Linked DNA regions of Homo sapiens: region 2 is linked to region 1. A link is an interaction called in ENCODE POLR2A ChIA-PET data of the cell type or tissue named here. Cell type or tissue: MCF 10A. All regions are shown on one strand. Links, peaks and the distances in the headings refer to the core of each region. The heading gives the core; the rest is flanking DNA.

Region 1 (7,591 bases), core at 1,755-6,754:
CATGTACAGAGCAGCAATTGACTACTGTAGCAGCCTAATGGACACCAACAGGTTTCAACTTAGCCAAACCATCAGTAAACCAGGCCCAGGCATTGAAAGAAACACTGTGAATCAAGGGCCTCATTGATCTGGTGGCCTTACTTCAAGCAGTGTAATGAAAATATTTTCCCTAAAATGATAGCTGCCACTCTTTCATGTAAACTGAGATGCTACTGGGGACAGACCAACTCTATCCTTGAATATTACAATTTCCATTTGACAACTGAGATATATCGGGCCTTTTCCTTATAGGTTGTCAAATCCAAGATAACCCATTCCAAAATGGAGACATCAGGCTGCAGAGTCACAAAGCTTCTATGGGTCAGCAGTTCAGCTTCTTGACCCAAAGTCTATACAGGTCAATAGCTCAGCAACAGGACAACAGAAGCCCCTGTTTTTAAAAGAGGTGTACTTGGTGCTTGCATCAGTTGTTACTAGGAAATTGCCTCCTGAATACTGCAGCCATTAAGTCTTTAAAGCTTTAATTTCCATTTCTTCTCAGGTTTTATATTCTCTTTGCTATACTACTGGGAAGGGGACAGAGATTACCCCTCCACATGCCACAGTCCTTGAATAGAAGAATTCCTCTGGGCTTCATGAGGATTCACAACACAAGCACGTACAACATGAACACCAATTATACATTCATCAGTGAAAGACACAGCAAACAGTACGTTGGATTGGCCCTAAAGGTCCTACAAGGTCACGTTAATTTTCCTCCCACATGGAAAAAATGTTGCCCAAACCCCATCAGTTGAATTTGGAGCACATTTTCCCCCATGGCAGAGGTTCATTCTTGACATTTAGGAGTGGTTAATTCTTTGTCTGGGGGTTCCCAAGCACTGTAGGAAACTTAGCAGTATCCCTGCTTTACCAACTAGATGCCAGTAGAACACCCCCCACATCGTCCCCCGGCTCAGTTGTGACTATCAAAAATGTCTCCAGGCCCACCACAGTGGCTCACGCCTGTAATCCCAACACTTTGGGAGGCCAAGGCAGGCAGATTACCTGAGGTCAGGAGTTCGAGAACAGCCTGGCCGACATGGAGAAACCCCATCTCTACTAAAAAAATAATAATAATTATATAACAAAAATTAGCTGGGCATGGTGGCTGGTGCCTATAATCCCAGCTACTTGGGAGGCTGAGGCAGGAGAATCACTTGAACCCAGGAGGTGGAGGTTGCAGTGTGCCAAGATCGTGCCATTGCACTCCAGCCTGGGCGACAAGAATGAAACTCTGTCTCAAAAAAAAAAAAAAAAAAAGTCTCCAGACATTGTCACATGTCCCCTGGGTGGGAGGAGAGGACAAAATGACCCTGGTTGAAAAACACTGCCCTATAGAAATATGGACCAAGAAGTCTAACAGGCATAACAGGACTGTAACAATAGCTGCTGGAAGGGGGATGCAGATGAGGGGAGAAGATGGCTTTTCTTATCCTTTGTCTCTCCCAACCAGGCTCAGGGTAAATTCCCTTGCACCCTACAATCCTCAGTACCTTTAGATATCCTTGTGCCCAGCACCCTCTCCATTCATGAGACTGGGAAGGATTATGACTTGGGCACCTATATTCAACAGAGCTAAAAATATTTGAGTTCCTCCCCTCCTTTCAGTTCCCCCGCATACTCAGCATTTTCCTTAAAGCAGTTGAGGCTGGGGTACAGGGGAAAGGAAGGGTCAGGAAGTGCAGAGGGAAAGAGCAGTTTCAGGCCAGTAAGCCAGTTTGCATCAGCTTTCCATTTCAAGCAGCTACCAGCAGGTTGGGCTCATTCAAGTGAACATCTGGCTTTGGTCCACCTGAAGCTGTATCTACTTACAGATGACATCATTATTTAAGCTTTGGGGGGACTCCTTGACCAATCAGATACAGCCACTTTTGGCTTCCCCACTTTTGCGGCCTAATTGTCATATAAAGTCCCTTCTTCCTGTTCCTGAGGAGAGTGAGCACAATCAAAGTACCATTTGGGAAGATTGTTTCAACCTTGCCTCTTGCTTAGCCTGTAAACATTCATTAACAGGCAGGAGAGTGAGAGAAATGTACTTTCCCCCTTGCTCCCCACTTTGGTGAGGGCATTTGCTACTGGGTCCTACTAACACAGCCCATGGGGTCTTCCAGAAAGGCACACCTCAGCCAGCACCCTATCTTGTCACCCAAACTGTCAGGGTCTGGGATTTTACCCTATATACAAGCTAGTAACTTAGCCTGTTATTGCTTCATGGATGTTGGCAGAAGACATGAGGCTCTTGGGTCAGAGATAAAGTACTTCACTACATGCGTAACAAGTAGCATGAAAATAAGATTGCATTAGTTCCCCTTGCCACTAAATCCCACAGACGAAATAGGCAGGGGCCCAGATGGAATGCTTAGCATAGTGAATCTGCTTTGTAGATGAGGAAAAGTGAGATTGGAGAATCCACTGCTTTTATAGTAACAAAAAGACATGTCAACAAGAAATACCCAGAATGAATGACAGAGACTAAAGAATGGAAAACATAGGAGACATAAAGGTTATAGTAAGACAGTCTAACATATGTGAAATTATAATTCCAAAAGGAAAAGAGACAGAGAATAGGACAGAAGCAACATTTAAAAGACAATAATTAATTTTTTTGCAACAATGCTGAAATACATTAAGCTATAGATTCAGAAAGTCCTATGAATCTCAGAAAAGAATAAAAGTATAGAAAACTCAAACTGGTGAAAACAAAAGACAATAGAAGATTGTAAAAGTAGCCAGAGAAAAGAAACATTACTTTGAGAACAGGAAGATTTAGACTGACAATGAACTTTCCAACAAAAGCTAGCAAAGCCAGAAGACATGGCTTGATTTTTTTGTTGTTGTTTTTTTCAGGTAGAGTCTCATTCTGTCACTCAGGCGGAGTGCAAGTGGCAAGCAAGAACAGGGATCACTGCAGCCTCGATCTTCTAGGTTCAAGAGATTCTCTCACCTCAGCCTCCTGAGTAGCTGAGACTGTGCACATCCCACCACGCCTGGCTAATTTTTTAAAAAAAATTTTTAGAGATAGAGTCTCACCATGTTGCCCAGGCTTGCCTGGAACTCCTGGGCTCAAGTGATCTTCCCACCTCAGCTTCCCAAAGTGCTGGGATTATACACATGAGCCACCGTGACTGGCCTGGACTGATACTTTTAAATGCTGGAAAAAAATAACTGCCAATCCAATATTTAATATCCAGAAAAAATGTTATTCAACAAAGACAGTAGGCTGGGCACGGTGGCTCATGCCTATAATCCCAGCACTCTAGGAGGCTGAGGCCGGAGGATCGCTTGAGCTCAGGAGTTCCAGACCAGCCTGGACAATATAGTAAGACCCTGTCTCTATAAAAAAAATTAAAAATTATTCAGGCATGGTAGTGCATGCCTGTAGTCCCAGCTATTCAGGAGGCTGAGGTGGAAGGATTGCCTGACCCTGGGAAGTCAAGGTGGCAATGGACTGTGTTCGTGCCACTGCCTTACAGCCTGGGTGACAGAGTGAGGGCCCTAGCACTTTGGGAGGCCGAGGCAGGTGGATCACCTGAGGTCAGGAGTTCGAGACAGCCTGGCCAACACGGTGAAACCCCGTCTCCACTAAAAATACAAAAATTAGTTGGGCATGGTGGTGGGCGCCGATGGTCCCAGCTACTCGGGAGGCTGAGGCACGAGAATCACTTGAACCCAGAGGCAGAGGTTGCAGTTAGCCCAGATTGCACTCTTTTGCCTGGGCAACAGAGCGAGACTCGTCTCAAAAATAAATAAATAAAAAATAAAGACAGTAAAATAAAGACATTTCACAACAAATGAAGCCTGAGAATATTTATCACCAGTAGAAAATGTTTTCTTCTTAATACTTATTCTGTCTTTTCTTGAGACAAGGTCTCACTCTCTGTCACCCAATTATTGATTCTCCTAATGCTAACCATCCTCTCAGCTTTTTACGGCTAGCAATGTGTTTGCCACATACTCATCAACAGAGGGCAGTAGCTCACCATCATTGGTTTAGTTAGCCTGCATGGTACTTTCAAGGATGGACTTGTAACAGACAAATGTATCTTTCTGTGTCGTCTGTTGTCGTTTCCTCCCACCAAGTATGGGAGAAGGGAGGAGAGGAACTACTAAGAAGCAGTCAACAAAAATGGTAAAAGTATGCTTGAATCTAAACAAATATTGACCCTATAAACAGAAATAATAATGCCTTCAAGAGTTACAATGTGTGACTATAAAATACAAGATAACAATGGCATAGAAATCAAAAGGAGGGTACATGAAGTTAGAAGGTTGTAAGAACCTGGAATTATCTGGGGAAAAAAAGATAAAAAATAACAATTAACATTAGATTTTGATATGTGAAAGATGAATGCTGTACTATCGTGGGCAAACATTAAAATAATATCAGTAAAGCTGTGGGAAAATAATAAAACAATAAGTTCTCAGGTCCCTCAGAGTAAGAATTAATCATAGTCATTTTTGGACTCATCACACCAAGCTCTTAGCAGAGCCAGTTTGTGGACTGATTAAGTTTCTGCTCTCTAACTTCTAGGACAGTCAGTAAATGTGAAATTAAGGAACAAAAGGTAGCTTTCTTAATCCATTTATGTCTTCTTAATACTTATTCTCCGTCTCTCTTTGAGACAAGTTCTCACTCTGTCGCCCAATTGTTTTTTCTCTTAATGCTAACCATCCTCTCAGCTTTTTCTGTTTGACAATGTGTTTACCACACACTCATCAACAGAGGGCAGTAGCTCACCATCATCTGGTTAAGTTAATCTGCATGGTACTTTGAAGGATGAACTTGGAACAGACGAAATGTTTGCTGTTTCCTCCCACCAAGGATGGGGCAAGGGAGGAGGGAAAGAGGATTTTCCATTTTAAAAAGCACTTAGAGCCAGGCACAGTGGTTCACACCTGTAATCCCAGCACTTTGGGAGGTCGAGGCAGGAGGATTGCTTGAGCTCAGAAGTTTGAGACCAGCCTGGGCAACATGAGGAGATCCCACCTCTATAAAAAATTTTAAAATTAGCTGAGTGTGGTGGCACACACCTTTGGTCCCAGCTACTCAGGAGGCTGAGGTAGGAGGATTGCTTGAGCCCAGGAGGTCGAGGCTGCATTGAGCCGTGATCCTGCCACTGCACTCCAGCCTGGGCAACAGAGAAAAATCCTGTCTCAAGAAGAAAATTTAAAAAGCACTTAAACTGACATGTGGAAGTAATCTCATCATAAACTGGAATTAGAAATGAGTCAAATTAGTGACAAATTTTTATTTTTACTCTCATTTGTCAACATTACCAAATTATTTTCTTGAAAAAAATGTTTTATTTTGTGTATACCTAAATAATTTAAAGGACCAATCCTGCAGAGTACTTCCCTCTCCCTTCTGAAAAATATATAACACAAAGTACTCAAAAAGTATCCAGCAAATTAACACATGTGAAAGATGGTACTAGACACCTAGGAATTATGTACCAATCCTGGAATTCATACTCAAGCTGCCCCTGATTTCCAACACCTCCATCCCCCAGAATGAGGACTCTCTTTACCCAGGTGTCCCTACATTACATGGCTGCAGCAGGGATCTCTGTGCTATCATCAGGGAGAACAAGCCCTGGAAATACGTGAATAAGGAATTCCAGCCTATATGGTGATAGAACAAATCTTTTCTCTAGAACATTTAAGTCCCTCTTCTGCAAAGAACAAATAATTTACAGCTTCAGGGTATCTGATGATTTTGTTGCATAATGCTTAAAAGCACAAGCTATGGAGTGAGGCCAGCCTTCTCTAAAACCCCAGGATCACCCTTTAAGTTTCATGACTGAAGCATTCTGTGTAACTACTCTGAATCTCAGTTTCCTCATCTGTGAAACTATGGCAATAACAATGTTACCAGCATCAACAGGCGGTTGTGAAGATTTTTATTATTAGCTATATTGAGAGGAATGGTGCTTAACTGTAAGCAGCTGCCCAGAGGATTCTTGTTCCCTGGGAAGGCAGTTCAGGGATCAGGCCCTTAGGCAGTAATTAAGAGAGCATGCAAATTAAGCGTATAGCAGGTGTGGTGAGAAGAGGGCATCAGGGGAGAGCAGTTGGCTATTTACCGGGAACCAAGATGAGGCTAAGACCTGCCTCTCCTTGTTATGAATATAACTTTGATTTTAAGAGGAACAAAACATTTATTTCAAATTTTCTCTAGTATGAAGACATATATTCAGTGAAAAATTTAGGGATTCTAAAGTCCCCTCAAAGCATTCAGGAGGACCATTTTATACTTCATTCATTGCCAAACAGATGTCTTCCCTCCGTGCCACTCTAGAGGACTCTGAACAGCGCAAAGGCCAACAGAGAGCAAAGGGTAAGCAATAGAAAGACACTGACAGTAAGTCAGTCAACAAACTTGTATTGAGCACCTACTATGCACCAGACTCCATGTTAGGGATGATGAACAAACTGACATGGGCCCCTGCCCTCATGGAGTGTATATTTCTAGGTAACAGGTCTTTGGTGCCAATCTGGGGACATGCTACAGCAGAATCACCTGTGGTAAAAATGTAGCGTATTCAGAATCTGAACACAGACCCCCACCCTGACCTAATGAATCAGACATTCTAGGAGGCAGAGGATACAGGAGGCTATATTTTTATCAGTGCCCTATGGTAAATCTGAGAAACACCCAGATTCGGAGAACTACCATTGGTGTTTCTCAAAGCATGGTCTTTTGACCACCCACATCAAACTCAGCCTCCTAAGAGCACAACACAGGCACGCATGTTTTCAATGTACCCCAAGGTTTGAGAAGCGTTATGCTTGACTTTTTCTCTTACACCTCTCCCTTCCTATTAAATGACATGTATGTGAAAATGCAGTATAAATTGTAAAGCATGATACAAAGTTAGTTGGGTATAGTTCCTAGGACCTTTCAATAAACTGAGGAAGTCCAGCATATACAAGTAACTGAAATCGGTGTGGAATATGATGAGGCATTCCTCAGAGCTCAACAGGTCTCTGGCAGAATCTTCATGGTTCTTCTTATAGCAGCAGAGCCTTCTAGCAGGTAAGGCTGCTAAAACAATACTGTTACTTCAAATGAAGGTCCTTCTGCCTCTGCCCCCCACCAGAGCACAGCTGGGGTGCCTGAGCAGTTACATGCTTGGGTGGCATCCTCTCTGAAGGTCCCTAGAGTATATGCCCTCAGCTGGGCCATTAGCAGAACCTTTTATATCGTGACAGAAATATTTGTTAGGTGGACCCTGTGAGAGCGTAGTAATATGCCATGGCAATATACCCCTTAAACATTTAGCTTTCTCAGCAGATCATGAAATACAAATTCGGGATGCAGGATTAGGATGAAAAAGAAACTAAATGGATAGGAGGGGAGAGACAGATGGTTAGAGAAGACACTAAATTCCCATTTTAGATGTGATGAATGACAGGCACTGATATGGTTTGTAATCCCCACCTGTGGAGGGAAGGAGGTGATTGGATCATGGGGATGATTTTTATTATTAGCTATACTGAGAGAAACTGTAAGCAGCTGCCCAGAGGATTCTTGTTCCCTGGGAAGGCA
Region 2 (7,591 bases), core at 1,423-6,422, 200 kb after region 1:
ATTTTGTCTTAGCTCTACCTGTTGATAATGGCCTAAAAGAAATTGGCAAACCAATAATCATGAGCATCTTTTGTTCTTAGGTTGTGATCTCTCATGTACATTTTCCACTGAAAGGAACTAGGACTGCTTGAAGCAGCAGTTCTCAAAAGTTTTGCTTCCAAGACTTCTTCAAATTCTTAAAAATTGTTGGAGATCCCAAAGAGCTTTTGTTTATGTGGGTTAATCTATTGATGTTTACTGCATTAGAAATTAAACATTTTAAAGTAACAATGTACTCATTAAAAAATTAGTGAGAAGAGTGCCATTGTTTTACATTTTTGTAAATGTCTTTAATGTCTTGCTTCATAAATGACAGCAGAATTGTTATAACTGCTTCTGCATTCAATCATAATGTAACACATCGTATAGCCTCTGAAAATCCCCATGTATATTTGTGAGAGAATGAGACTTTATAAGGGTAAAATAAAAAGGGCAAACAGTCAGTCATCTGTATCTGTGGGTTCCACAATTACATATTCAGCCAACCACAGATAGAAACTATTCAGGAAAAAAAACAATAAAAAGTAATATGAATTTTAAACAATACAGCCTAACAACTATTGACAGAGTATTGACATTGTATTAGGTATTATAAGTAATTGTAACTGAAACACAGGTTTAGTCACTCAACACTTGCAGAGTCCAGTTAACAAGAGCGAGGTCTGGTATAAAGAAAGTGACTTTGTATTCCAAAGCTAGCTTAGGGGAAGAAGTATGGGCTTCCAGCCTCAAAGGTACTGCTCCACTTTTGGAGCAGAAAGTGGGTACTTTCGAAAGGCAGGGGAGACAGCAAGTGGGTAGGAAGTCCACATGCTAGCTTGGCACCTTATCTACTAGGCAGTCAAGTTGGCATCTTCATGGGCAGAAATAAGTTATTAAAATGGCCAAAAACTTTCCCGGTGGGAAAGAGTTTCTCATCATGTATACTTTGGGTTGTAAATCGACTGTTACCTCTTGAGGCAATCTCCTGGTGGGTGAGAGTTTGTTCTGGAGCTTCTGAGTACAAAGTTAGATGAACTTGCCCTGTAGGGAGTGTCTGGTGAAGGGGAGGTAAAGGTTATAATTGCATTTCAAACGGGCTAGTAGGAAGTGGAGAATAGCAAGAAACAGAAGAGAAAAGAAGAAAACTAATAAAAAAAATAACTCATTCTCTTTTTCTTAGAAAAATGGGGATACTCAGTTACATAACCTAGAGATGATTTAAAGTATATGTGAGGATGTGCATAGGTTATATGCAAATACTACCCCATTTTATATGAGGGTGCTAAACCAAACTAAAATCTGGCCCGAGAAAGTCTCCATACTTGCATACTGGAGTTCTTACTTAGGAATTGCAACCTAACTTAATAGATAAGCAAACTGAAAAATCTAATGGAGACATACTTCTGTAACAATAGCTGCATCTCAGTCAATCACTGCAGCCATACTTCAGCCACTCACAGGTGGCCAACTGTCCAAACCAGGTCTAAATAAGGCAAACGCCAAGCTGTAACCAATCTGGCTGTTTCTGTACCTCACTTCTGTTGTGTTTTTTTTTTTTTTTGTATTTCAGTTTCCTTTTTCTATTCTTAAAATCTCTCCAACTGTGCAGAAATAACTCTCTGAATTTGCTGTGATTCTGAGGGCCCAATTTGCGAATTGCTTTTTCCTTGATCAATTAAACTTTGTTAAATTTAATTTGTCTACAGTTTTTCTTTTATCAAGGGAGATGAGCATCTGTGGATTTGGGTATCTGAGAGGGGTCCTGGGACCCTCAGTATCCTTGGGGACATGGATACTGAGTGATAACTCTTACTATGAAAATAATCTTGACATCACGGACCCCATAAAAGGATCACAGGGACTCTTAAGAGGACCTGGGCCAAACTTTGAGAACCTCTGCCTTGGAAAAATGGCTAACCCCAGGCCTGGGTCGGATTAGGAAACGTAAAGAAAGCCTGGAACATCTTATCATGTCGGAAAGCAGGGAAGTTTTAAAGGCCAGTAGGGTTATGTCAAAAGGATTTGGGAGCCAACTTAAATAGGTTCCCACTGGTTAAAGATGGGAAAATTTGAGCATCGACAAGTATAATAACTTCAGTGGATTGAAAAATATCAAATATATTCACATACATGAATTCATAATGATTTTTTAAAACCTCACTTGTCACCTTTGGATGATGTTAGGGAACTGTGATGTTGTAAAACAGATATTTGGTCTTCTTCCCATTTCCTGGCACATAGCTTCTAAAATCCTTGGAATCTCCAAAGTGATGTGTCTTTTTGTATGCTAATGATTCATGACTGGCTTTCCCTGGATAGCCTCAGGATAAGAATTGGTCACTGGAAACAATAAGGCATAATTACAGGGTTGGGGCTTCCAGCCCCAACACCTCAACTTTTGGTGAGGAGAGAGGGCCTGAAGGTTGAGTTCATTACCAATGGCCAATAATTTAATCAGTCATGCCTGTGTAATGAAGCTTCCATAAAAATCCAAAAAGACTGGATAGCTGAACATATGGAGGTTCCTGGAGGGTGGCAGAGACGGCATGGAAACTCCACACCCCTTCCCACATACCTTGCTGTGTGCACCTGTTCCATCTGACTGTTCTTCTGTAGCCTTTGTAATATCTTTTACAATAATAAGCCAGAAAACGTGTTTTCCTGAGTTCTGTGAATTGTCCGAACAAATTAATAAAGCCAGAGCAGGGCGGTCATAGAAACCCAATTTATAGCCGATTGGACAGAAATATGGGTGAGAACTTGTTACTTCAGATCTGAAGTGGGAAGAACTCTTGTGGGGCTGAGCCCTCAACCTGTGGGTTCTGATGCTATTGTCAAAGGTGTGTGAATCAGAGCAACTCCATCTCAAATAGCTGGGTAAAATGAGGCTGAAACCCACTGGGCTGCATTCCCAGATGGTTAAGGCATTCTAAGTCACAGGATGAAATGGAAGATCAGCACAAAATACAGGTCATAAAGACCTTGGTGATAAAACAGGTTGCAGTAAAGGAGTGGGCCAAAATCCACCAAAACCAAAATAGCGACAAGACTGACCTCTGGTCATCCTTACTGGACACTCCCACCAGCACCATGACGGTTGACAAATGCCATAGCAACGTCAGGAAGTTACCCTATATGGTCTACAAAGGGGAGGCATGAATAATCCACCCCTTGTTTAGCATATCATCAAGAAATAGCCATTAAAAATGGGCAACCAGCAGCCCTCAGGGTTGCTCTGACTATGGAATAGCCATTCTTTTATTCCTTTACTTTCTTAATAAACTTCCTTTCACTTTGCACTGCGAACTTGCCCTGAATTCTTTCTTGCACGAGATCCAAGAACCCTCTCTCGGGTCTGGATTGGGACCTCTTTCCTGTAACATATTTCTCTGTCCTGCAACACTGTCTCCAGGTAGTTAGTGTCAGAACTGAATTGAATTAGAGGACACCCAGCTAGTGTCTCCTGCAGAATTGATTGCTTGCTTGAGGTCGGCTGGTCAGGGGACGGGGAGGGGAGGAGAACACCCCTGCTTCTGGTGTCAGAAGTGGGTTGTGAGACTATAGTGTGAGAAACTGAATTTGTTTTTCCTCTCTATTCTTCAGAAGAACTAACTCGTTTTGAAAACTGGCAAGGAAAAAAAATCAAGCATTTTTCTAGGCTCTCTATACAAATTGCATCTTAAAGTAATAAAATGATTCATGAGGGGAAATTTCTTCAAAGAATCATTAAAAAGCTAATGAAAGAAAAGGGGATGGCACAGTTAGAATATCACCATTTTGCAACTGTTAAAGTTTATTAATAAATCAATGCAGTGGTTTATCCGTCAATAGCTGCAAACATCTCAAAAAGGGACCAACTGCGCCTCCTGGTGGAAAGCTGCCTCATTGCCTGTGAAGTTGCCTTGCCAAACATTGAACCTGAATCTGATCAAGTTTCTAGATCTAACTAGTTATTTAATAACAGAGGAGCTCCTTATACAACACCAAAATGATACATTGAGATAAATCTAGATTGTAGGAACTGCATATAAGTGATTCGGTTTCTTATAAAATATATTGAGTAAAAAGAAAGGAGAGAGAGGAGAATCCATAGATTAAAAGAGACAGAGGGAAATTTAAACATTACCTCGATATATTAGGGAATTGTCATTAATTTTTTTGTGTATGATGATTTGTGGTTATATTTTTGAAAGGAAGTTCTAATCTCTTAGAGATCTCTTCTGAAATATTTATAGATGAAAGGGTAAGAGGTCTGAAGTTTACTTCTGAATAATTGAGAAAGGAGGAAGAAGGCATAGAGAAATAAGACTAGTAATAAGTTGGCAACTGTTGAAGCTATCTGATAGCTAAATGGGGGCTTATTATAGTCTCTCATATACTATTTTGTAAATATTTAAAAATATTCTAAATAAAAAAATTTTTTAATTATGCCTTGAGGCTGGGCACAGTGGCTAATCTCATTGCTTTGGGAGGCTGAGACAGGAGGATTCTGTAAGCCCAGGAGTTCGAGACCAGCCTAGGCAACATACTAAGACCCGCCCCCCCACCCCCCACCAAAAAAAAATGCCTTGAAGTAGTAACTAAACTGTGTATTTAAACTATTACTAATCCTCAGTCTGTCTTATTACATTTTGGACTAAAATTTTGCAAACTACTTACATTGGAACTCTCAACTTTGTTATGGTGAGATCTGAACAATTGATACTAAAGGGAGAGTAAGCCCCTGAGTGCTTAAACATCACAGGAAATACTATATTTAGGTTCCCAATTGTTACCGAGTGCAGGCTCAGCTGCTCACCACTTGCAAAGCCAATAACAAAGATGAACTACAGCTAAAGGAAAGTTACTTTATTCCAGAGCTAGCAGTGGAAAAATGGCCAAAGCTAGTGCCTTAAAGAAACCGTTTCAGCTTTCTAGGTCAAGGGTAAAGGCTAAAGGGGAGTTTGGTATGATGGGCATGCAGGAGTGGTGATAGGGGTCAGCCTATGTGACTTGTTCTGATGACTATCTTGAGCTGTTGCCCCATCTGGTGTGTGGGCTAGTGCCATCTCTGGGACAGCCAGGTTGCAAATTAACTGCAGCCTTGAAGTAATCTCCAGGTGGGGGAGAATCCCACAGTAGACTGAATTGCTTTAAGATTTAGTCTCTGGAACTTCTAAACAAACACGTAATTAGATAAGGGAAACACTGTGCAAAGGGGTGCCTGGGAGAAAGAGTGAGAGCAAAGACTATTATCTCATTGTTAAAGGCAAGACAAGGAACGGGCAGGAAAGAGAGAGAGAAAAACTTTTAAAAACAGGACACTTAGTTACACAATGAGTCATTTGATAACCCAAATGTTTCCTTTGCGAGTGGAGTTAAATACATTTAGTATTTCTTGAATTTGGAACCATCATTCTGGCTTACTCTGGGAAATTACTACATCCTCCCCACTCCCCACCACTACCACATTTGAAAATAAACATAAATAAAATCAATATTGCTTAGAAAAATATACCACTGGCTACTGATGACCACATTTCCATCCTTTCTCACTTATCTCTGGCTGTGAAACTCATGAGGCTGAGTTGAATAAAAAGGGAGCAGTGAGAGACCGTGTTCAGCTTAGCACAAGCAGAAAATGTGGACTCACAAATTCAGATAGTCTGCAAGACCTGGGTAACTACTGGAGACATTCCCACCAGAGGGCACTCTAACTTGCTGAAAAATTAGAAATACAGGTAAATTGCATTTTATCTAAGGCCTCAGTAACCAGCCCACAAAACTCAAAGGAGCTAAAGCACAGTGGGCAGGGAAGAGATGGGGCCAGGAAATAAGATGAGGAGGTGTCTTCTGTCAGTAAGGTTATGTCTTAAACTTTGGATCTGTCTAATAAGGGTCTACACCTCCAGCTATGTTTTTAAAAGCCAGTAGGGTGCTTCATTTGTCCCCTGGCAGAGTGTACTAATTGGGGCACACAGGCCGTGGATTTCAGAGGCTGTGGAGAGAAGACAGCTTTGAGTGCAAGACCTCCCCGTCAGACTGAGTCTGCAACCAGGAATGGAGATGGGAGTTCCACATCCAAGTTCCCTTTCCATTGTTCAGTCAAAAATTTAAGAGCCTTTGTCCTATCTTCATTTTAAGCACCATTTGTCCCACATAATTGAAAAAAAAATTAATTCCTCCAGAAATCCCTTTATCTCCCTGTAAGATTCTTTTTTTAGCAAAAACAAAACAAAACAAAACAAAACAAAAAATATATATATATATAGCTTCACCCAACCACACAAGACATTATTATTTTCAAGGGGACAAGGAGGCAAACTTGCTCATGTTGATCAGAAAAATCTGTGAAGATGCACAAGCGAGGGCATTCTCTTACAAATCCCTACTGTGGAATTTTCTGGTCAGTGTTTTGGAGATACACAGAAACTAATGGCATCAGCAATTCATGGTGGAGTTTGCTACTTATAGGGCAGACGGTCACACACAGTGTACCAGAGACGGAGTTTTGAGCTGCACCTTTAGTTGAATATTAGTTTCCATCTGGGGAGCACAATGGGCTTGACTACCACTGTCTTCTTATCCTTCTGATATTAGTAGAGCAGAATCACTTGTCTGACGTCTTAAACATTTAGTAGTCTAAAACAATATTCATTTGCTCAAATTTGACTTCTAGTTGGACCCCAGCGCTCTCAGTGGCAAGTGGTGCGGTGCCAGTGAAACTCTCTTCAGAAAGAGCAACTGATTGGCCCGGCGCAGTGGCTCACGCCTGTAATCCCAGCACTTTGGGAGGCCGAGGGGGGCGGATCACGAGGTTAAGAAATCGAGACCATCCTGGCTAACACGGTGAAACCCCATCTCTACTAAAAATACAAAAAAATTAGCCGGGCGTGGTGGTGGGCGCCTGTAGTCCCAGCTACTCGGGAGGCTGAGGCAGGAGAATGGCGTGAACCCGGGAGGCGGAGCTGGCAGTGAGCCGAGATCGCGCCACTGCACTCCAGCCTGGGCGACAGCTAGACTCCGTCTCAGAAACAAAAGCAAAACAAAACAAAGGAAAGAGCAACTGATTAAAATCACTAACTTTGTAACACAGGAGCCCTCGAGTTCTCTGCAAAAGTTTCTGAACTTTGTGTTTTCATTTCAATGATGATTTTAAAACTCTGGCGTGAGTATATTCTAGATCACTTGGATAACCACCTTATAACCAAATACCCAAACCGTATGAGTGTTTACAATTATGTGGGAGCCAAGAGGAGGCCCTGTAATGTTCTGGCACTTTATATGAATAAAGGTTTCATAGTCGTTCAGATGTAGGGAGGTAGTGAAGACAGTCACCTCGTAGCACACTTCACATGACACTTCCTTTAGTAGGTGAGGTAATAAATAGGCCAAATGGAAAAGCATTTATTATGACTTTTAATTGTTCTAATATTTTATTACTATCGCAACTTGGAGGGTGCTATGAAGCAGATCAGCTCTTCAAAACAATGAATTGGTTCAAATGATTGTCATTATTTAAAAGGAAAAATAGAAAAATGCCCGTGACTCAAATAATGTTCCAGTGTGTTCAAAGTCAATGCAATACACA

Evidence for each region. Peaks named below come from ENCODE experiments on the same cell type or tissue, not always from the same donor. Only the 100,000 strongest peaks of a DNase experiment are listed, where the experiment ranks them.
Region 2: POLR2A ChIA-PET joins it to region 1 with 43 read pairs; 26 of 35 experiments call an interaction of 5 or more read pairs at or near these places.

The regions. Positions count from the first base shown.
Region 1 is chr9:32,374,688-32,382,278 of GRCh38, forward strand. No RefSeq gene overlaps it. Among named protein-coding and RNA genes, the nearest start is that of ACO1, 6.2 kb to the right of the region's middle. In MCF 10A, for the core only: CTCF peaks have their summits at 4,022 (motif pointing right) and 4,765 (motif pointing right); DNase peaks (open chromatin) are centred at 4,014 and 4,774.
Region 2 is chr9:32,576,019-32,583,609 of GRCh38, forward strand. No RefSeq gene overlaps it. Among named protein-coding and RNA genes, the nearest start is that of NDUFB6, 6.7 kb to the left of the region's middle. In MCF 10A, for the core only: CTCF peaks have their summits at 3,914 (motif pointing left) and 5,686 (motif pointing right); DNase peaks (open chromatin) are centred at 3,893 and 5,703.